Linked DNA regions of Homo sapiens: regions 2 and 3 are each linked to region 1. A link is a loop called in an ENCODE intact Hi-C map of the cell type or tissue named here. Cell type or tissue: endothelial cell of umbilical vein. All regions are shown on one strand. Region 1 has its middle 200 kb from the start of SASH1. Region 2 has its middle 250 kb from the start of SASH1. Region 3 overlaps LOC124901423 (a long non-coding RNA gene).

The links. A loop is a pair of places that touch in the nucleus more often than their neighbours do. Peaks named below come from ENCODE experiments on the same cell type or tissue, not always from the same donor. Only the 100,000 strongest peaks of a DNase experiment are listed, where the experiment ranks them.
Region 2: it touches region 1 in a loop (3-fold over the local background); 2 of 110 quality-filtered maps call a loop at or near these places.
Region 3: a loop joins it to region 1, with 9 times the contacts of the local background. A loop is called at or near these places in 2 of 110 quality-filtered maps.

The regions. Positions count from the first base shown.
Region 1 is chr6:148,141,763-148,149,762 of GRCh38, forward strand. No RefSeq gene overlaps it. Among named protein-coding and RNA genes, the nearest start is that of SASH1, 200 kb to the right of the region's middle. RefSeq lists an enhancer at 4,669-5,868. In endothelial cell of umbilical vein, a CTCF peak has its summit at 3,357 (motif pointing right); DNase peaks (open chromatin) are centred at 3,379 and 5,139; H3K27ac peaks cover 3,132 bases.
Region 2 is chr6:148,086,296-148,094,295 of GRCh38, forward strand. No RefSeq gene overlaps it. Among named protein-coding and RNA genes, the nearest start is that of SASH1, 250 kb to the right of the region's middle. In endothelial cell of umbilical vein, no CTCF peak of the experiment used is centred here; a DNase peak (open chromatin) is centred at 4,256; H3K27ac peaks cover 996 bases.
Region 3 is chr6:148,016,349-148,024,348 of GRCh38, forward strand. It overlaps LOC124901423 (a long non-coding RNA gene), which reads left to right. Exons shown (of 2, transcript XR_007059804.1): 2 at 2,430-8,000. Among named protein-coding and RNA genes, the nearest start is that of SASH1, 320 kb to the right of the region's middle. In endothelial cell of umbilical vein, no CTCF peak of the experiment used is centred here; DNase peaks (open chromatin) are centred at 4,963 and 5,583; H3K4me3 peaks cover 261 bases; H3K27ac peaks cover 1,748 bases.

The DNA.
Region 1 (8,000 bases):
TATGAATTTTTCTTATTTATTGTGCTACTCTTGTGTGGGCTCATTCAATCTATAAATTCCTGTTCCTCGTAAGTTTCTTCTCTCTTCTTTATCTGGCTTTTTGAAACTCCTGTTAGTTAGATATATGATCATATCTCATCTATGGTATTCTAGTTTTCTCATCTCTTCTCTTCTCCCCTATTTTTCATCTTTTCGGCTTTTTTTTTTTTTTTTTTTTTTTTGGAGTCTTGCTCTGTCACCCAGGCTGGAGTGCAGTGCAATGGTGCAATCTTGGTTCACTGCAACCTCCACCTCCCAGGTTCAAGCTATTCCCCTGCCTCAGCCTCCTGAGTAGCTAGGATTACAAGCACCTGCCACCATGCCTGGCTAATTTTTGTATTTTTAGTAGAGACGGGGTTTCACCATGTTGGCCAGGCTGGTCTTGAACTCCTGACCTCAGGTGATCCACCCACCTCGGCCTCCCTAAGTGCTGGGATTACAGGCATGAGCCAAAGCGCCCAGCGTGACTTTTTTGTTTTACTTTCTAGAACATATACTAAACTTTGTCATCCAGCTTTTCTATTAAAGTTTTAAATTTTTTTATTATTATTAGTGTTTTCATTTCTTTTTAAAAAACTTAATTGATATGTTACAATTGTACATATTTTGTGGGTGTCTGATATTTTGATACTTGGGTACAATGTATAATGATCAAATCAGGATAACCAGTTTATCCATTACCTTAAACGTTTGTCTTTTTGTGTGTATTGGAATCATTACAATTCTTCTAGTTTCTTCTCTTCTTTTGAAATTTCTAAGAGCTCTTTCTTATTGTTGTGTGCTTTTTGTTTCTTTCTCCTTTTTGTTAATGAATGCTTTCCTCTTATAACTTCGTAAGGACACTAACGATAATCCTTTAGGAAATTTTTTTCTGCTCTCTGAATTAATCTGTTTCCTCTGAGTTCCATCTAATGTTTTGGAGTTTTCTCACAAGTCCCATGACCTTAATAGCCCATTTGTGTCTAAGAGAGAAGTGTTAAAATTCTGATCAGATGCTCTTTGTGCACAAATGAACTTCATGTCTTACCAGTGGACCTAGACATTGCTTTGGAAGACCCCAAGTATTAATCCCCCCCATCCCCTTGCTGATCCATTGCCCCTGAGTAAAACACTCTAACCTCCCCTGAATAGAGGTTATCAACTCAGATTAGTAGTTGTCAGACAATGTTCTGAGATGCAAATGGGGCACAGAGGTGGGAAGGACATACCTTCTCCCAACTCCTGTGTTTGCATGACCTGTCTCCTTCCCATTTCCACAGCCTCTGTGATTCCTCCTCTCCAGCAAGTAAACCTGCTTCCCCTGGGAGCTGAAGGGACTGGCTGGGGAAGGAGGATGGAGGGTTCAACTGCACCAATTCAGCGAGTTCCATTTCAACTCCGGGCACCTGTGGCTTCCAATTCCTAGGACATGCTGGAGTTCTTTGGTGCAAAACACATAATTTCTTGTTGACACTCCACTACCAGCCTTGAGTTTTGGGTTTCTTCTCTCTGCTCTGTCTGTTACTCCCTGCGTTCAGCTGTCCATGTTTCAGAATTTAATCACCTTGTCTGCTCTCTCATTCTCTCTTATCCCTTGTGTACTTCCATTATTTTTGTTATCTTTATTACCTTTTTAGAGAAATTTGGACAGAAGCAAAGATAAGCACAGGGGTTAACCTAGCATGGCTTAATTAAAAGTTTCTCCCTCTCTTGGATTTATACTACTTATTTTCCACACTCAAATATCCTTGAGTTTTCTTTCATGTCACAGTTATGTTCTGAGTGATGTAAGATATTCCATGGGAAAAGGGGGGTTCTATGGTCAAGGAACAGGGTACACTATTCCCTCACCTCTTGCTTCTAGTTTCCTTTGTGACATCTGAAATATTATGTTCTTTATTCCGATTTAATTTTTGGTTGTTGATTATGTATCCCCAGCTATCATGTAAGCCCCCTGAAGTTACAACACAATGCTTGCTTGTGTTTTCTATTATGCTTGCAGACCACCCTTTAGATAGATATCTGTCACTCCTGCTTAGAATGTGAGCCCGTTGGACAGGGACAGTTCCTTATCCATCTCTATCCTCTGTATCCCCAGCACCTGTCAGAGTAGCTGTAATATCACAGGGATCACTGAGTGTGCTGATAAGTGAGTGGGTGCGTGCTTTCTCCTACATTTCATAATCCCTTTCTCACTGTGTGTCTGGGGAGAGTCCCTGAAAGCACAGTAGATGCCGTGGCATCTTTCAGCTGAAGGATTTACGTGCTCCTAAATGCGAAATCATCTAATACTGAGCGTTCTTCCCATACAGTAGGACAGAGGCCGGGTAGTGATTTGGGGAAATGGTATGAATTCTGCCTTTTTCTCCTCACCCATGCACATGCCAGCCCTTAAAGAGTATCTGCGTGGTCACTCCAGCCAGACCCCCTGCAGCCCCCCAGTCAGAAGCCAGATGGTCTTTCTACTTCTCTGAAAGAGAGGAGTGTTTCTGGTAGTCCTAAGGTAAACCTCAGAATTCATTTTCCTGGACAAATAATTTTATAAATGGTTGGCCAACTTTAGTAGAAATGGTACTGTTAGTAAAATATTTCCAATTCAATCTGGGTTAAATTGATTTTAGGGGTTACCCTTGGAAACGAATTATCATATTTTAAATTTTTTTCTGTGGGAAAATGTATTTTGAGTTCCAAATGACTAAGTTATATATACACTTTAGGAACACTGCTCACTCGTATGTTAGGGACTGATTATATTGTATTTGTAGTCCATCTGGGGCTATGAGAACAAAAAGAAAATCAAATCATCAACTGGATAATATCACCACTGAGAGCAACAAATCTAAAGTAACAAAATAGTCCATAATATGGAATATCACATCAGAATAAAAATGAATGTATTTTACACAGTTTGTGATATTTGTGGGCTGGCTTGGTGTCTGCAAGAAAGAATGTCTCATAAAATTGTACTGAGTGGGTCTAATGTGAGATTATGTTTGATTCTGTGCTAGGGCCTGAGATAGTATAACTTAGTTATGAGTCCAGAAAAAAGTGATGATGGGCACTTTGCCATTTACCACCTATATAGAGGCCTGAATCATTACACAGTGTATTTTTTAAAATCTTTTGAAGCCTTGTGAATGGACTAAAATTGACTTGGTGGTGGAAGATGGAGCTCAGAGGTTAGGGTCCTCTCTCAATTTTGTTTTGTTGCTTTTTTATTTTGATCACATTAATATGGTCATATTAATAGTCAACTCAATGTTTCAAAGCAAAATGGAGATGGAATTCTGGACATTCGGAGTTCTGGTGGAACAAACACTTCACACCAGGGGGCGCAATGGAGCCACGGCCTTTTATACACACAAGCACATTGATGATGTCTAAGAGCAGCGACTGGGAGGAATAGAAGAAAAGGAAAAACGAAATAGGAGAGTGTTTCATAAGAATAAAGTCTACAGAGAGACTAATTTCTCCTAAAATTAAAATCATGCTACCACAGGCTTTATGTCCAATTATATGTCATTTGAGTGGCCTGAATACTTTTTACTTCATGATTTATAGATCCAAAAATAGGTACAGAATGAACGTATGTTTATTTTGCTAAAGACTTTAAGAATTCCGTTACCGTTATTGTAAAATAATTCAAAATCATGAAACAGATTCATTATAACACCAGCTCATTTAGTTATTATTTAGAGACTATATATGTATAATACTTTAAAAGGTATAGTTGACATAAAAATTCGATGTATTTATTAGGTACAACATGATTTTTCAATGTAAGTAAACTTTGTGAAGCAGTTGAAGCAAGCTAATCAGGGAACATATATTAACTCAATACTTTATTTGGGCCAGACACTGTGCTAGCTGCAACCTTTAAATTAATTATTGGGGCTACAGTGCTTAATAAAACCAGTTCATAATCTGTTGCTGCTGGAGTACAAAAAGTTGAATGACCTTACAAATTCAGTATTTCTATATTTGTCACTATTTTTTTTATTGCATATGTTGTTTCCTGGGTAGTCCTAATATGTTATATGAGTTATTTTATGCTTATATTGTGACTGCATTTTTAATTGAAGAAACATTTGCCATCTTTCACTTTTTAAACTAAAGCCAAAATACAGGTATGCTTAGCAGTTTATTGTTTTCAAATTTTCAAATCAGGTAAATTTGATTAATTTCATTTAATAAATGAAAAAGAGATTGGGTACGGTGGTTCACACCTGTAATCCCAACACTTTGGTAGGCTGAGGCAGGAGGATTGCTTGAGGCCAGGAGTTCGAGACCAGCCTGGGCAACATAGAGAGATGCTGTATCTCCAAAAAATAAAACAATTAGCCTGGTGGCGCACTACTGTAGTCCCCGCCACTCAGGAGGCTGAAGTAGGAGGAATTGCTTGAGCCCAGGAGTTCGAGGCTGCAGTGAGCTATGATAGTGCCACTGAACTCCCATCAGAGTGAGAGAGCAAGACTGTCTCTTAAAAAAAAAAAATGAAGAGAGTAAAACATTATGCCAAGTTACTAACCAGATACTTGCTAAAAGGTAAATGATAGATTTAAAAATATAAAAAGTCTTTGACTCTTAGTATCCCATGGAAGCACAAAAATTCACAGTGGTTTGTAGATGGTGATAATAATTTTTTTTTCTTGGCATCTCTAAGAATATATTACCTACCATAAAGATTGTATACTGTCAGGAAATAAAACATTTTAAAATAATATTCAAAAAAACCTAGTCTCATGAGAGGCAAAAGTTTTCAAGTATTAACTACAAAAAGTTCAGTTGGAAATTTCCCCGTCTTCCGAGAGGTGTCATGAGCTGAGTCAGCTCCTAGCTGTGACCTTCATGTGACCTCATACATCACCTTCACCTCTCTCAGAAAATCTATGTCTTCATTCTTAAAGATAAGGACAATAACCTGCTTTGCATTGAGGAAGAAGTCAATTAAAAGATGAGATTACCTGTGTGTAAGCATTTTGTACAGAGGAAGCACTTTTTTTCTTCCTCTCATTATCATCATTGCCTTGACTCATTTCCTGTTGTGCCCGGAAGGCGGGGGCACCTGTGAAATTAGAATGCAGCAGGGCAGGGGGTTTTCATTGGCTCAGTTCCCGCTGGTGCTGCTAGGTAACTTTGCTCATATCCTGTCTGGAAGGACAGACAAGGGTCAGACTGGATGCAGGCTGGGACACCATCAGCTTCTCACAGTTGCTTTTTCTCTCCCCATCATGGGTCTGGCCTGCTCTTAGAACTGAGTCATCGCTGATTATTCTCCCAAACACAGGAAAATCCAGGATACCCTAGCGTACCCACTTTTAGGTGCTGACACATTGCAAGCCTCACACTTCATCCATGGTTTTAAGGATCACCTTGAACCATGGAAACGTGAGGGAAGCGAGAGGAAAGAGGCGGTGGGCGGCTCTGGCAGCAGGTGTTTTCATCAGGGGAGACCAGTTCTTCTGGGCCGCATCCCCATCACCCTTCAGACTGATGAGCTCTAAAGAAGGGATTTGCTCTACAGTGTGTCAGTTAAATGTAGTAATCATTTTTCTTCGAAGGAAAAAGAGGCAGGAAGAAGCACGTGCTCACTCACCAGCATTACAGCTTTTGCTCCCTGATCACAACAATAGATTTGGGCTGATTTCCTATTTTCAGGCAATCAGTGATGGGAGGAGAGGGAGCCATTAGCAGGTGCCCTAGTTGACCTTCAGCTAAATTATCGTCCCTTTCCCCTCCTGCCTTTCTTTCAATACAAGGAGAAGGGGAAGGGGGGGAGAGTAGCTCTCCATTTAAAAAAAAAAAAGGAAAAGGAAAGGAAACAGGTGCGTGGTCAGAGCTATCTAGCAAAGGGATTTAATTGATGGTGACAACAGCATTCTTAATCTGACAGCTGTTTTGGTTGTTTCATCCCTTTGTGTCATCGAATAGGAAAATAACTTATTAGAGCTATTCATGTCAGAGATAGTCAATAAATATCAGTTGGACTGTAAGTATATGGGATATTGCTTGAAAAAAATGAGGGTTTTTTGTTTTTTTAACTTTTTTTAAAATCTGTAATGTTAAAGGCAAAGGTGCAGTCTAGTCAGCTTTGGCATCCCAACACAGTTCCTGGAAGTAGTTTTTCCAAATAAAGCACTGCAACCAAATGACAATCAGCAGATTTCAAATACATATTTTTTGACTCTTGCTCTGTCAGAGATGGCCTATCCAAAGAGAAGATGGAGATCAGAAATATTGAAAGCTCAGTTCAATGTCATCCCAAATAAATATCTCTCAGGCTGTGCAAATTAGTTACCAGTAAGTACAGTTTGAAACGTGGATAGAAGTACATTACTTTCCAACAATTGGTATTGAAAATAAAGCTACTGACAAATAGAGCCATTTATGGAGATTGGATGTTCTCTTGTTATAACTTTTGGTGCATTTTATATCACTTGGGGAAGACTTAGAAGTGTTTTTCAGTCGTGCTGTGTAAGACGAATTCTTCCTAATAGCCTACCTCATTGTTATTACACGTGAGTTCAGCATGAGTAGTCAAGGAGGTAATATCACTGCTAATGGCACTCAGTGCTAATGGGTATTGGGGTAGCTTAGGTTAACATAAAAAGCAGTTAGGTAAAGTGTGGGGCAGGCCACAATTAATCTCAAGTAGAACCCAAATAAAGACGAAGACCATAAACATCAATAATTCTCTAGTAGTTCAAAGGAAGAAAAGTTGAGAATTCTTTTTTTGTTAAATAGTTTTAACTGCAATATGGAAAATCCCCATATCATTAAGTTCTTGATGTCAATTGACCTATAATAAGTCCTGATGCTCATTACACATAATGATCATCTCTGTGAACTTTCTAAATTTACTGCTAAAAGTTGAAATCAAGCTATAGATTAAAAGACGATCAATATTCTATAGGTTTTCATTAATGCATTTTATAAAGACAACATCTTTTGTTTTCATAAAATGTTCGATACATATACATTTTATATATAGTATATATAAATTTATATATGCTCAAATTACAAAGCAGAATTATAAAAAAAAAATGAACCCATTACTCCACTTAAGAAGCAGAACATTACCCACACTGTTGCGATTTTCTGAGAGTTCCCTCTCCATTCTTATCCCTCTGCCCCAGCTAATTGCTATATCCTGTTGTTGTTGGTTTGTATGTTTTTAAAAAAATTTCCATCCACTTTGTCATTCATTTTTTCATTACCTTTATGGTTTCCCATGCACCTATGTATGTGTCGCTAAACAATATACTGTTTGGCTTTATACTTTATAAAATATGTAATACTGTGTATATTCTTTTGTTACTTATTTTTTAACTTAGTTGTTATTTTATCCAAGTTTCACAAACACATAAAGTAGCTAATAGCATCCCGTCTTGACATAAAAAACATCAGTTTCTACCCAACACTCACCACAATTTTCTGCTCCCTGGAGGCAATTGCATTCAACTTTCTCAACGGATTTTTTAAAATGCTTACCTAAATATCTTTACATTGTATGCCTATTTTGTTACTAATTGGTTTTTTTCAGATTTAGAAAATACCTATTTTCTTCTGTCTTTGGAATATGAGAATTTCACTCTTCATACATTTCCCACCTTCCCCCTCCTCTCAGCAGGGTTAGATCATATTTTGGGTAGATCATTAGCTGGAGTTTACATAATTATGACCATATGAACACTATTCACAGCCTAGCCATGTGGTACAACATGATACTACAATTACTTTTTTTTCTGTGCAATGTTGGGCTTTCCCTAAAATTAACAATTAACTTTTGTTTGATTCATTTATTTTTCTATATGACCATCATGAATTTAATTCCCAAATGTCCCCCAATTGTGTAAATCTCCTTTCACAATGTTCAAGCCTATTAAGTAGTCTATTATCTTTACCATGTTGAAGAAATCTTCTGACCTGTTCCAATCGGGATGGCTGTATTAGTCTGTTTTCTTGCTGCTAATAAAGACACA
Region 2 (8,000 bases), 55 kb before region 1:
GGAAAAAAAATATTTTAGATTGATTCTGATTTTGGTAACTTTCTTATTACCTATCAGTTTAAAAACATTAAAAGATAGTAGCAGATTTCATTTTCTCTCATCCTGCAGGTTTTTAAAGTTGGAATTTTACCCATTCTATTTGGGTCCTAGGAATAGTGATATAACTGACAGACAGCTGACTAATAAATGAACTGGAGAACAACTATTCTATTTGTCTTTACATAAATTCTTTAAAAAATGATAGAATTGGTTTATTCATTCACTAAACAGACATGAACCAAGCGCATAACAGAACACTGGAAAGTTAAATTCCTATGAGGGAGATGTCATTCTGGGCTGAACAAGGCTGTGCAAGAAGAAAAGGGACCAAGAATCTGACTAAGAATGAAGATGATGATGGGCACCCTTTGTGGATGCAAAGATCAGTAGAATAGGTGTCTTGCACCAGATAGATTCAAGTGGAAAGAGTGATGGGTGATTCAGGAAAATCCTCAAGGGCCAGGAGACTAATTAAGGTCAAGTCCTGTGGAGAGCAAAATCCAGGAGATGTATCATCATTTGCCATATGAGGAAGTGGGGATTTGCTACCTCAGATCCCAAAAAAAGAAACTCTTTGCTTTCCATCTCACTTTGTTTTGTCTATTGTGTTAGGATGATCCTTATACATGAAAAAGCTCAAAAACTGACTCAAGATTCCAGGTTTTGGAAGAGAGCCATTCATGCAATGCCAAAGTACACATCAAAATGTGCAACAGAGAGTGTGGAGTGACACCATCAACTAAAGAACTAGTCAAAGTTCCTACGAGCATGGCGCCATACAGCCAATCTTCCTTCTTGGTTCTCAGTGTCTTCGAGGGTAGCTCAAAGGGTCACTGTCACAGTGACCATGAATTGTACAGGAATCCTGTAGACAGTGAGAAGATCAAGCCTTAAGAAACACCACATTTATCTATTTGGAGGTAGAGTACTGTTTGTTTTGGTTTGATTTGGTTTTTATTTGATTTGGAGGTTTTGGCTATAAAAGAGTGTCATTTTGTGATTCAGAAATACTCACTCTTTAAAATGTTAGTTTCATTTTTAGCGTCCTCACATTCTTTTGGTTCCTTTTATTGGAATCCCATCTTATAACCTAATCCTATTAATATTTATAGGGTCCACATGAATATGAAATTAACTAGTAGGTTCCATTTATGAAAAGGGATCAACTATTAAGTCCTATATTTTGTTCTTTAACTTTGGAATTTGATTCATGATATCTTGTAAAGCTTTGAAGTCAACTGACAGTATGACAGATTTACAAACATCTGTTTGAATTTGGAGGCCTTTCCATCTCTTCTGATTGAAAGTAATTATACTCCTCTTCTGCACCTGTTGCATTGTTTTATGTTGTCATATACTCGTTGAGTGCATGTACACGTATCTGTCACGTCACTTAGATTGAAAGCTTCTTCCAGCCAGAAATTTGTGTCATTTGTCTTTGGATCCTCAGTGGTAATCAGAGTCTGGCATATAGTTTATGTTCAGTGTATTTCTAAGGAGGGTAGATTTAAGGAGGGTAGAGATGACATCATCATAGTAATAAATAAGAGTAACTTTTCTTAAAGACTGGATTTCTATACTTGGGAAATGGATATTACTTTGAAGGGGAGAAGAGAGTGAGAGCAAGAGTGAGAAAAGAAGAAAATGAATGGAGTTCATGAGTACCTAGGAGTTGTTTGGCTAGAATAAAACAAGTGTTTCATTACAGGAAATGAAGATAATATAAAGAGCAGCTTAAACTTTTTTTTAGTGGACTAAGTTGAGAATCCTGTGGAGTGTAGAGTTTTCATGTCTGGGTAGTCATGCCTTTCTTATAGTTATGGAGGGTTAGGTATGAACGGGGAACATTTAACCATCTGAATTGACCATATTAACCGAAAATGGCAGTAAAGTAACCATAAATGCCAGGGAAGTAACCATGCCTACCTAGGACACATCAGTGATAAGAAAATGCTTCTTTCAACTTTTTAACAGATTTATTGAACTGTAATCTACATACCATAAAGTTCACCTTTTTAAAGTGTACAATTCAAAGGTTTTTAGAATATTCGCAAAGTTGCATACCTGTCACTGTAACCTAATTTTAGAACAATTTCATCATCCTCTCCCCAAAATAATCACTGCCCATTCTCCCCTCACTTAGTCCCAAATCCTAGGTAATGACTAACCTACTTTTCTCTGTACATTTGCCTATTCCAGACATGTCATATAAATGGGGTCATATAATATGTGATATTTTGTGACTGGCTTCTTTCTCTTTGCATAATGTCTTTGAGTTTCATCTGTGTCATAGCATGTATCAGTACTGCATTTCTTTTTGTTGTCAAAAAATTCCATTGTGTGGATATGTCACATTTTGTTTAATAAGTTGATGAACATTTGGATTTTTTCAATTTTTGGCTATTATAACCACTTTGTTGAAATCAATAAACCACAAATGTATGGGCTTATTTCTGGACTCTTAATTGTATTCTATTGATTTATATGCCTATCCTTATGTCAGTATCACAGAGTCTTAATTACTGTAGTTTTATAATAAGTTTTAAAGTTTGGAAGTGTGAGTGCTTCATCTTTGTTCTTTTTCAAGATTATTTTGGCTATTTGGGTTCCTTGCATTTCTATACAAATCTTAGGATCAGGTTATTATTTTATGCAAAAAAAGGCAGTCAGTATTTTTATAAGGATTGCATTGAATCTGTAGAGGAATTTAGAGCATATTGCCATCTTTGTAATGTCAAGTGTTCCAGAGGAGTAATGTCAGCAAAATGGAGGAATATAGGAGCTTTCTACCCTCATCTCCCTACAGTGCACCAATTTAGACAGCCACCCATGAAAAAGATTAACTTTGTGGGAGTCTGAGAGTCCAGAGAAGCTTCAGCATGTTCTTGGACCAAAAATCTAAGAAGTGATGCACTGAAGAAGGTAAGAAGAACAGTTTCATTTTACCCACATTACTCCTCCCCCAATTTGGCATAGGTCAGTGACAAGAGAGACCCACGTGGTCCACAAGTTTCTCCCATGAAGGGAAGTAAAAAGCATAGTGAATGAGCTCCCGGCCTTCCCAGCTGTGCAGGATGCACTCAAGAGGCCTATCTCTTTCTTGCCCCACCCAGAATACTGAAAAAAAATCAGCATAACTGAGTAGCTGGGGGAGCCTGGGAGCAGGGAAGAGAGGAAGGGATTCACAGCAACTAACCAGGAAACTCAACAAAGGGCCATGTAACCTACTAACCGTCTTCTCAGATTCCATCAGGTAGTCCACTTAAAAGCCATTTGGGATGCCTCAACAGCACACCCACTCCAAATGTCCCCATGAGGACTTCCAATGTTTGTCATGGCTCACCTTCACACACACTCTGTGACTGGATCCCTGTGCATTTCCCTCTCATCCCCTCCAGTCTTCCTCCCAATGCACAGTGAGTGTGAGCCTTTGCAGATGGCTTGGGAGCCTGCACAATCAGCCAGCTTGCCTCTGCAAGACTGGGAGAAGGCACATAAACTTGAGCATTTTTTTCCCTAGGGCATCACCCTGAGGAAAAAAGCAGAGGCACTGAGCATCCACTGTGACTCAGTGAGACTGTGAGAAGGCATACAATCTTAAGATACGAAAGAGAAGATGAGAGTGGGTTGGATGCATCCATAGCAAAGGTCTGAGACTATGTACAGTGGTTCATGCCTGTAATCTCGGTATTTTGGAAAGCCAAGGCAGGAGGATCACTTGAGCCCAAGAGTTTGAGACCAGCCTGAGCAACCTACTGAGACCCTGTATCTACAAAAAAATGTTTTTTTTAATTAACTGGGTGTGGTGGTGTGTGTCTATAGTTCCAGCTACTCCAGAGGCTGAGGCATGAGGATTGCTTGAGCCCAGGAGGTCAAGGCTGCAGTGAGCCATGATTACACCACTGCACTCCAGCCTGGGCAACAGTGCAAGGCCTTTTCACAAGAAAGAGAGAGACAGAGAGAGGAAGAAAGAGAGAGAAACGAAGAAAGAGAGAGACACAGAAAGGAAGGAAGAAAGCGAAAAGGAAGGAAGGGAGGGAGGGATCCAGAGAATACCTAGCTGGGCTGACTGGCCAAGTTATTTCTCTCCCTAAGCCAGTCAGTAAGAATTAGAGGAAGTGACTGCTTATTTAAATGCAAAGACAGCAGTACAAAACTTCAAGGAACATGAAAAACTAAGGAAACATGATATCATCAATGGAACACAATAAATTTCCCATAACTAACCCCAAAGAAAGGAAGATTTATGAATTGCTTGACAGTAGTATTCAAAAATCATTGTTTAAAGAAGGCTCAGTGAGCTATAAGAGAAGCACAGACAACTAAAAAAAAAAATCAGAAAAAGTACATAAGCAAAATGAGAAGCTTTGTTTTGTTTTGTTTTTTCGGAGATAGAGTCTCACTCTGTAACCCAGGCTGGAATGCAGTAGCATGATCTCAGCTCACTGCAACCTCCTCCTCCCAGGTTCAAGCGATTCTCCTGCCTCAGCCTCCCAAGTAGCTGGGATTACAGGTGCCCACCACCACGCTTGGCTAATTTTTGTATTTTTAGTAGAGACAGGGTTTCACCATGTTGGTCAGACTGGTCGCAAACTCCTGACCTCAAGTGATCCACCCGCCTTGGCCTCCCAAAGTGCTGGGATTACAGGCATGAGCCACCACACCCAGCCAAGAAGTTTAACAAAGAAACAGAAATAATTAACTAAACAAACTCTTGGACACAATGAATGAAATAAAAAATGCAATAGAGAGGCAACAACAGACTTGATCAAACAAAAGACAGAATTTGTGGACTCAAAGACAGGTCACTTGAAATTATGCAGTCAAAGGAGAAAAGAAGAAAAAAGAATTGAACAAAGAAAGCTTATGGGATTTACAAGTCACCACCAAACAAAAGAATATATGCATTATAGGAGTCTCCAAATGAGAATAAAGAGAGGAAGGAAAATAAGTTTATTTAAAGAAATCATAGCTAAAATTTTTCCAAGTGCAGTGAAATATGGACATCCAGATACATGAGGCCCAAAGGTTCCCAAACAGGTTCAAGCCAAAAAAAACTTCACCAAGACATATTATAATCAAATGTCAAAAAGCAAAGATGATGGATTTTGAAAGTAGTATGAAAAGAGACCTATCACATGCAAGGAGACCTTCATTAGACTGTCAGAAGATTTCTTAGCAGAAACCCCAGCAGACCAGGAAAGAGTGGGATGATATAGTCAAAGTGCTAAAAGAAAAAAAAATGCCAACCAGAAATACTTTATCTAGCAAAGCTGTCCTTCAGAAATGAAGGAAAAATAAACATTTTTCCAGACAAACAAAAGCTGAAGGAGTTCATCACCACTAGACTTGACTTACAAAAAATGATAAAGGGAGTTCTTCAAGCTGAAATGAGAAGACACTAATTAATAACATCATTGGTCAAGGTAAGTAAGAGTAAGTAAGTACAGTCAAATTCAGAATACTCTAATACTGTAATGATGATGTATAAATCACTTTTAGCTCTAGTATAACAGTTAAAATACAAAAGTATTAAAAATAACTATAGCTACAATAATTTGTTAATGGATACACAATATAAAAAGAAGTAAAGTCTGACATTAAAAACATAAAATGAGAAAGTAAAAGTGGAGAGTTGTTGTATGCAATTGAAGTTAAGTTGTTATAAGCTTAAAATACACTTTATAACTATAATATGTTATATGCAAGCCCCATGGTAACCACGAAACAAAAACCTATAGTAGACCACAAAATATAAAGATAATCAAAACATACAGTATTTTTTTAAAAAATCATCAAATCACAAAGGAAAATAGCAAGAGAAGAAGAAAGGAATATAAGTAAGAACTACAAAACAGTCAGAAAAGGATTACTAAAATGTCAGTAGTAAGTCTTTTCATATCAATAATTACTTTAAGTGTAAATGAGCTAAATTCTCCATTTGAAAGACAAAGAATGGCTAAATGGATTTTTTTTTTTAATCTGCTACCTAGAAGAGACTCACTCTAACTTCAAGTTACACCTAGGTTTATGTGAAGGAATAGGAAAAGATACTCCATGCAAATGGAAACCAAAAGAGAACAGGGTAACTATACTAATATCAGACAAAAAAGAGCTTAAGTCAAAAATTGAAACAAGAAACCAAGAAGGTCGATATATAATAATAAAGGGATAATTTCATCAAGAGGATATAATAAGTTTATATACATCTAACATCAGAGCATCTAAATATAAAAGCAGTTTTAATGTATCTGAAGGGAGAAATAGAAAGCAATACAATAATAGTAGAGGACTTCAATACCCCACTTTCAACAATGGGAAGATCATGCAGTCAAAAAAATTAATAAGGAAACATTGGACTTCAACTATACTTTAGACCAAATGGACTGAACATACATATACAGAACATTTCATCTAACAGCATCAGAGTACACATGCATGTCAAGCACACATAGAACATTCTCCAGGATCCTTATATGTGTCTTAGCCCTTTTGGGCTGCTATAACAAAATGCCATAAACTAAATGGCTTTTAAACAACAGAAATGTATTTCTCACAGTTCTGGAGGCTGGGAAGTTCAAGATAAAGGTGGCAGAAGATTTACTGTCTAGTGAGGGTCCGCTTATTGGCTCATGGACAGCTGTCCTCACTAATGGAAGGGGCAAGAGCTTCTTATATAAGGACACTAATCCCATTCATGAGGGCTCCACCTCATGACCTAGTCACCTCCAAAAGGCCCTGGCTCCTAATTATCATATCATATCATAAAATGTATTGATTATTACATTTTAACATGTGAAATGTAGGGAGGCATAAACTTTCAGTTTATAGCAATATATTAGTCTACAAAAGAAGCCTTAACAAACTCAAAAATATTGAAATCATAACAATTATCTCTTCCAACCACAAAAGTAAGAAACTAGAAATCAATAACAGGAGGAAAACTGGAAAATTCACAAATATAAGGAAAGTAAACAACATATTTCTGAACAACCAATGAGTAAAAGAAGAAATTGAAAGAAAATTTTTTAAAAATTGAACCAAATGAAAATAGAAACTTAACATACCAAAACTTATGAGATGAGGCAAAAGCAGTTCTAAAAGGGAAGATTATTGTAATAAACACCTACATTAAGCAAAAAGAAAGATCTCAAATAACAACCTAACTTTAAGAAACCAGAGAAAGAAGAACAAACTAAGCCCAAAGTTAGCAGAAAGAAGAAAATAACAAAGATTGGAGCAGAAATAAATAAAGACTAGAAAAACAATAGAAAAGGTCAAGAAAACTAACAATTGGTGTTTTGAAAAACAGAATTGACATGTTTTGAAAAACAGAATTGACAAGCCGTTAGCTAGACTAAGAAAAAAATAAGAAAAGTCTCAAATACATAAAGTAAGAAAAGAGGAGAGATTACAACTGATATCACAGAAATACAAAGGATAAGAGACTACTATGAACAACTATATATAAGCAAATTGGATAACCTAGAAGAAATGAATGAATTCCTAGATACATACATCCTATCGAGAATGAATCATGAAGAAATAGAAAATCTGAAGGTACCACTAATAAGGAGGTTAAATCACCAATCAAAAATCTCTCAAAAAAGAAAAAGTGAGGACCAGGTGGCTTCACTACTGAATTCTTTCAAACATTTAAAGAATAAGTAATAGCAAGTCTTCTCAAACTCTTCAAAAAAATTGAGGAGAATGGGAACACTTCCAAACGCATTTTACAAGGTCAGCATTACCAAAGACAGACAAGAACACTACAAAAAAAGAAAACTGCAGGCCAATATCCCTGATGAACATGGATGCAAAAATCCTTAACAAAATAATAGCAAGCCAAATTCAACAGTATATGAAAGAATCATACACCATAATCAATTGAGGTTTGTCCCTGGGATGCAAGCATGATTCAACATAGACATGTCAATAAATGTGATACACAACATAAGCAG
Region 3 (8,000 bases), 130 kb before region 1:
GGTTGGCTTCTTCCATTCCTTATTCAACGTCTCAGACTTGCTTCTCAGTTTCTCCTGGGAGCACTTTCTTAACAAATGACTTGAGTTCAGATTCTCAAACTAAGGCACATGCTAATCCCCACTGGGTGCTGAGTCCTATTTAAAGCACGTGGTGTTGGACTAATAAATGTAACTGAGCAACTCAGCAGCCAATCATCATTTCTGAAAACTTTGACTCATGAAGTGTCTCTGTATTAGCCTGTTCTCACGCTGCTAATAAAGACACACCCGAGACTGGCTAATTTATAAAGGAAAGAGGTTTAATTGACTCGCAGTTCCACATGGCTGAGGAGGCCTCACAATCACGGCAGAAGGCAAAGGAAGAGCAAAATCACATCTTACATGGTGACAGGCAGAAAGAGCTTGTGTAAGGGAACTCCCCTTTATAAGACCATCAGTTCTCGTGAGACTTATTCACTATCACGAGAACAGCACGGGAAATACTTGGCCCCATGATTCAATTACCTCCCACCAGGTCCCTCTCATGACACGTGGAAATCACAGGAGCTACAATTCAAGAAGAGATTTGGGTGGGGACAGAGTCAAACCATATCAGTCTCTTATTTTATATTTTCAGTGCAATACCAAAACATAAGACACATGGTCGAATCTAATTTTTTAGAGCTAAGGTCCAGAAAGATCATCTGGCAAACCAGTCATGTTACATGTAAAGAAACGGAAGTCTAGTGAAACTACATAACTTACTCCAATCTCCTTGGCTGCTTAATGGCAAGGCCAGGGTTTGAAATCAGTGCTTTTTTGTGTGCCTTAGGCCACCTACCTAGTGCTGTGCCCAACTGTGGATTCCAAACACCTTAGTCAAATCACACTTTATTTACAGACAAATTATTTGCCTTTGTTGTATACAGAAGCACGTACTAATAGCTGAATTATTAATGCTAAATATTGTCTATATGAATGTAAGAAATGTAAATCAATGTTCTGAAACATATGAACCATGGCATTAGCGAATTTCTGAACCAAAGAGTAGCATAAGACAGGAGAAAATGTGATTCAAGAAGATAAAGGGCATAAACTGTATTCTTAATTTATTCTGGACACATAGCAGGTAGTCACTGAACGTTTGTTGAACGAAGTATAGTGAGTTCCACAAGGGCATATGGAAGGGAGTTTTCTGGTGTCAACAGTGGAGAAGAGGTAGATGCACTTGAATTAAACTGAAACAGAGAAAATGGGCCTGTGTGAAAGAGACGAAAGAGCTGAGCGCTTACCCTGGGGTGGGTGTGTGTGGGTGTGTGTGTGTGTGTGTGTGTGATGTTATAGCCTTATGTTTTTCTATCACTCTAACAAGGCCTCTAACAAGGTCTTATATAAATGTCTGAGCTAGGTCACAAGTTATTAAGGAAGGGACTGCCTAGCTCTTCTGAGTTAGCATTTTGATTATAAAGCCTCACGCCCTGGAAGTCAGCAGAAAGATGTCAAGTGTGATTAAGGAGAGATGGTCATGGCACTGGTGAATTGTGGATATAACAATTGGGACCATGGTCCACACCACGCTTGGTCTTCACTACATGGAGATGATCTCTCCACTGTCCTGTTGGAGGCCTTCAACTGTATTTTGTTAATACAGTTACTGATTTTTCTTACACAATCCAGAAGGATTTTTTATTTAAAATAAATATGAACAATGACTAACAATGACTTAGATACTCCAGGAGTTTAGTATATAAATTTAGAGTGTACTTTACAGTAATCTCAACAACTTTGTCAATCTAGTTAATATCTGCATGGATATGGTTTCTATCCTGTCTCCAGAAAAGATTATCTAAAGCATATCTTTTAATGGAGGATAACCTGGGGGAAATTCTTTTCTAAAAAGAAAGGGAGGAAAAAAATATTTCCACACATCCATGGAGTATTAAAAATTAAACAGATATGAACTGTAAATAAAATTCCAGCAACGTCAATGTTTAAAAACCCTTTTAATCTCTTAAAGCTGGGAGACTAAGAAGATAAAATGCCCAGATGACAGAATTAAATTCTCTTTATAGGCCAGCCCCCATATGAAAAGAAAAAAAAATGTCAAGAGGAATCAGGGGAGTTTGCCATTAAATTAAGCTTTGTTAAATCACTTATTATGTTCCAGGTACCCTTTTACCTGCTTTCAACCTTATCTCATTTAATCTTCAAAACTGCCTCTTAAACAGTATCTGATATGTGAAGAAAACAGTTACCCAGTAAGGTAAAATAACTTCCATAAGGGAGCAACAATGGGTTTAAACCCACGTTAGTCAAGTCCAAAGGAACAAGAAAAATGAATGAAGTAAGCTAATGAATTAATAATGAAAGATTTTTTAAACCTTTTTATAAAGTTTATCAATATTTGGAAAAAAAATAAATCTAACATTTGGATTTTGTTTTATCCTTAGAAGTGAAGGTGGTACCTTGAAAACTAAGTGATACATGATCATTCAAGCTGAAAGTGTCGATGGTTTGCTGTAGGATTAAACATCACGTGGTGTTAGGTGTTCCTAGGCCGATGGATACACCCAAGGATGAAAGATGGTTAGGAGCCTGGACCAAGTCCTATTATTCATGGAATTTGTTCTGCAAATTAAAAAAAATGACCCCTTGAAAGTTGACTAAAGTGAAATTCTATGTTTGAACTCTGCTTTTCCATTGACTCTCATGTGAAAGCAAATTATATATTCAGTTAATCCATAAATATTTGTTAACTTGTTTATTCAAGGTACAATTTCCATCAGGTTTTCCAAAAACAAAGACTAAGGAAAAACAATGATGAAACCAGTAACCTGAAGAAATGATCTGTCCTAATTTAATGACAGAAATCGTTTTAGCTTCATTTCCAACTCTCTCGTTCTTCTTTCTAATACTGCACACACTCAAACCTGAAAGCACCATATCCACTCCCACTCTCCACCTCAAACAACTTATATTTATCTAAGCAGGGCCTGTTGACCACTAGAGGAAAGTATGAGAAATTCAAGATGCTAAGATTACTTGTTAACATTTAGTACTTAACCTGTGCCAGGAAACGACCTGAAGTTTTAAGATGTATCTACTCATTACATTCTAATGAACAACCCTGGAAGTGGGTAGTTCCATTACCTGTAATCTGTCTATGAAGAAACTAAGCCACTATGGTGTTCAAGTCACACTCTCAGGAGAACGGGGATATTCTTTATGAGACAAGAGGCAATGAAGATAGGTGGAGTAAATGTAGATACAGATGAATTTTTAGATGAAATGGAGAACAATTGAAAGAAATTGTCTTTATCCTTTCTGCAAAATAGGAGGTAATATAAGGAAAACTAAGACTAACGTTACTATCCTTAGGCACTCTGATGTCAAACATTTTGCATATAACTTTTACCTACTCCTTACTACAGCCCTTCCAGAAAGATATTCAGTTGCTTAGTAAAAGTCTGCAAATTCAACATTGTTTTCCACCAAATCTTGGTTCTTACCCCTCTGATATCTTACTATTCAATTCTCTAGTTGGTAGGAATGATCTTGGGAAATTATGAAGACCAGGGAAGGTTTGGAACAGTCACTGTAGGGAATGAAACTCACAGCCAGTGAGAAGTGAGCGAAGAATTGCCCCCAAAAGGTCTATGCATCAGATCTTAGGATTTGAGGTCACAAAGTGTGATATTAACATGGAACCTCTCTGGATGATTGAAGGATTCCCCATAGAAGGCAGTGCTCAAAGGATGAAGTTGAAACTGGGAGATAAACAGAATGTTTCAAATCACGCTTTTGACGTTGATGTACGCAAATACCTAGAGTAGGAGGCAAAAATCATATATGATACCTGCCATGAGAGAGGAACGGAGAGGGCCATACTTCCTTCACTCTAATTCTAAAGTCTCGTATTTTAATGCCTCACATTTGGGATGTGTCTTTAAATGGGTGGCATCTTTTTCCACTGATGGCGAGGTAGTCTTCAAAATGTAGTTGTGATTGCATATTCTAGAAATTGGCCTTGACCCGATCGTCCTCTCTGCATGACTTATGCTCACTGTGGATATCGTGAGTTATAGTGCCATTTAAAATATCTTCTAAGAAAAGTACTGTATGGTTTCTCATTGAAAAAAGTTATTACATACATAAAGGAATGGAAATAGTGCTGCAAGGCATGTATGATATGTTAATAGAGGAAATATTTGTATCAATGAAGTAAATGTGATCACAAGTCCATATGTTTTTGTGAAGCAGCAACCCAAGTGTTTTGCATAACCTGTGCCAACAAATAGATGCAGCCAGTTATGTCTGTTCCTGAGACAACTGGAAAGGATTGCCTAGCACAGATCAAACAGTGCACCTAAAGGGAGGAGAAATTGCCAAATTCCTGGAAATAGGTGTATTCCAGTTACCTCTTGCTACACAACAAATTACTCCAAAACAATCCTAATAATTTTATCATCTCTCACATTCTCCATGGGTCAGGCTAAGAAAGGGCTTGCCTGCAAAGTTCCAGCTTAATGTCTGTCATCCAGTTGCAGTTTGACGTGTCTGGAGATGGGACAGTGGGGGGGCTGAAGCAGCTGGAAGCAGGTCAGGCATCTTTCTGTCTTTCTGTAGCCACCAAGCCTCTTCCTGTGATCTCTCTGCATGGACTACTTTGGGCTTTGATATAACTTGGCAGACCCAGATTAGCTGAACTGTTTACATGGAAGCCAAAAGCTTCAAGAGCTAGAGCTGGTGACCCATGAGCAAGGTCGAAGCCAAATCTTTTATGACCCAGCTTCCAGTGTCACATAGAGTCACTTCTGCTGCATTCCGTTGGTTTCCAAGAGATTCAGAAGCCATCCAGATTCTGGAGGAGGGGAATTAACTTCACCTCTTGATTGGAAAGTAGCAAGTTTCTAGAACATATGGTCTAGGAGATGTTGTTGCAGCTGTATTTGGAAAATACAATCTGCCACTAGATGAAGGAAATGTCAAAGTGCCAGGAAGCTGGTGTTACCAGTTCATTCATTGTGCAGGACTTAACATTAAAGCACTGAAATTCCACTGAACTTCCTGCTGACTGAACAAAGCCATCTAACTTCCAGCCACGTGTGATTCAGTCAGGGAAAAAAAAATGAAATTACAAGGTTATGTTAATTAAACCTTGGTGCTCTTGAAGTATGTTGTCAATGCTAAAGGTATTAAAGAAGTCAAATTCATAATCACCAGTTGCACATCTTCCATGTCTAAATAATCCTAGAGCAGCTCATTCAGTAAGTTAGAATAGGAATTTCAAGTCATTAAAAAACAAAAATACCGTCATAGTTTAACTGGCAACATTTTCTCTTAATGGTGTGTGAAATAATGGTGTGTCTTACAATTTATGGCATTTCTAGCTTTGATGAAGTGCAGTAAGTGCCATGAAGGTGCAATGTCAGGAGAAATTTCCTTTTCCTGGCATGGTCAGGAAAGGACCCAGAGGAGAAATGGTTCTGGGAAGCTCTAGGCTTTGGAAGGTAGAAAACAGACTGCAGAGAGAAACAGGAAGTCAAGGAGCATGTTTGAAAAGCACTTTAAACGAAGCCCCGCCCCTTCCGCCCAGGCTTTGCCTGGCATCCTGTATGTGTATTTCCCACTCCAATCAGTCTTTCCCTTTTCCCTTGTGAAATTCCTGTCAGTCCTTCGTGACTCCTTGCAGGTCCTGCCCACTGCATATTGAGAAGATTTTTCGTGACTGCCACTGGAAGATAGGTGGAGTGGAGGTGGGAGGCAGTGTTAACTCTCAATCCAGACCCCTAGAGAGTGTTCTTGGATCTCACGCAGGAGGGCATTCAAGGTGAGTCACAAAGGGCAGTGAAAGAGGCAAGTTTATTAAAAACTGCTCTATGGAGTAGAATGCCCTCAGAAAGGAAGAAGAGGAATGCCTGGTAGTGGGAAGAGATAGTTTATTGAAAGTTACCGATTACAGAGTAGGGCATCCTGAGAAAACAAGCAGAGGAATGCACCATCTTTAAGTTTTTCTTATATAGGGGTCTTCTCTATGTAAAGACTAAACTAAGCTGTGACTATGTAAGAGTGAGAAGATGACATGACAAAATATATTATTCTACTGATTTAAAGAAAACTACCCTTGACATTTTATTTATTTATTTATTTATTTACTTATTTATTTATTTATTTGAGACGGTGTCTAGCCCTGTTACCCAGGCTGGAGTGCAGTGCTGCGATCTGGGCTCACTGCAACCTCTGCCTCCTGGGTTCAAGTAATTCTCATGCCTCAGCCTCCCGAGTAGCTGGGACTACAGAGGCACGCCACCACGCCCGGCTGATTTTTTTGTATTTTTAGTAGAGACGGGGTTTCACCATGTTGGCCAGGCTGGTCCTGAACTCCTGACCTCAGGTGATCCACCCGCCTCGGCCTCCCAAAGTGCGGGTATTACAGGCGCCAGCCACCGTGCCTGGCGCCAGTCTATCCTTGACATTTTAGTATGTGAGTATATCAAAACATAACTTGTTATCTTGAAAGCTTATTATCGTTATGGGTATTGGGACATCTGGATTCTCCATTATTGTGAGAGCATGTCCTTGTAGGTATCTTTAGGCTGCTTCCTCAACTATAAGCATCTTAGGACCATGGGTCGTGACTGGCAAGAAATGTACCTTGCTAGTTTGAAAATGAAGTTGATTTTAAAATGGCAGCAGTCTGGTTCCCCTAGGCTCCTGCTTTCCCTAACAGCGGCATGCAGCACAGAGCTCGGTTTGCCTGTTTTACCTATCAGAATTTTTGGTAAGGTTTCTAGTGATGAATGGGGTTCACAGCTTAGAAATGAAAATAAAAATGTAAATCATTGCAATATACCACACACTTCCGTGCTCAGTCATACAGCAGCCCATGAATTAGCCATCCCCCATCCATTTAATTAGTGCCTATTTACTAAGCATCTTCTAGGTGCCCCATTAATTAGCCAACCTCCGTTCATCTGATTAATGCCTATTTACTGAGCATCTTCTAGGTGTCTGGTACTGTGTGAGCCAATGGCTACTTCTGGTATATTTTGTTTCATGAAACTTCTGAGTTGGAGAGAAAGAAATTAAGTAAGTTTTGCAATGACCAAATTAGAAATTGATGAAAGAGTAAGGATGTTATAAGAACGACAGGGATGAAATGATTTTTACAGGGGCATTTTAACCACTTTAAATCTAAATCAATTATGTTTGATTATGCCATATTTTCTTAACCTCTATAAGCTGAATTTTATTCGATATCTTTATAACTAAGTTTTCCTCAGCATTAAATATGTGTTTTGATTCCCTCAGCAGTTACTGAAGAGAATGGTACTTAATTACTGAGAAATACTTCACATGCATTTTCTCATTAATTCTCACAACTTTATGAAGTAAGTACTGTTAGCATACTCCTTTTTAATAGATACCAACTGAGATACAGAGAAAATGAGAACATTGCTCAACCAAAGTTATACTGTAGGCAGCCGAACTTGAGCACATTTGCTTTACCATATGAGCTATTTTATGACCATTATAAAGGCCGTAGGATTCACTCATACTTCGTAGTTAAAGCTTATGTATGTTTTTTAAAGTTTTGTTGTTTCCTCTTTTATGTTTTTAGTCACCCTTCTTGAGCTACAATTTAACACCATCCATTGTATCCCTTTAGAGTGTACAGTTTGATCATTTTGACAGTTGTATACATTCATGATATCACCATGCAGACAAGATATCAAACTTCCCAGCATCTCCAGAAGTTTCTTCATGTGCCTTCTCAGTTCGTTCCTCATCTCTCTAAGATTTTAGCGACCACTGAGAGAGAGAAAGAGACACACAGAGAGAGAAACAGAGACAGAGACAGAGGGGGACAAAGACAGAGACAGGCAGGAACAGAAAGAATGAATCCCTTTTGTGCTTTTTGTACCTGGCTTCTTTCTCTCACATCATGCTTTTGAGATTCACCCTGCTGTGGCATGTGTCAGTAATATCAATGTAATGTTTTGTTGCTGAATAGAATTGTA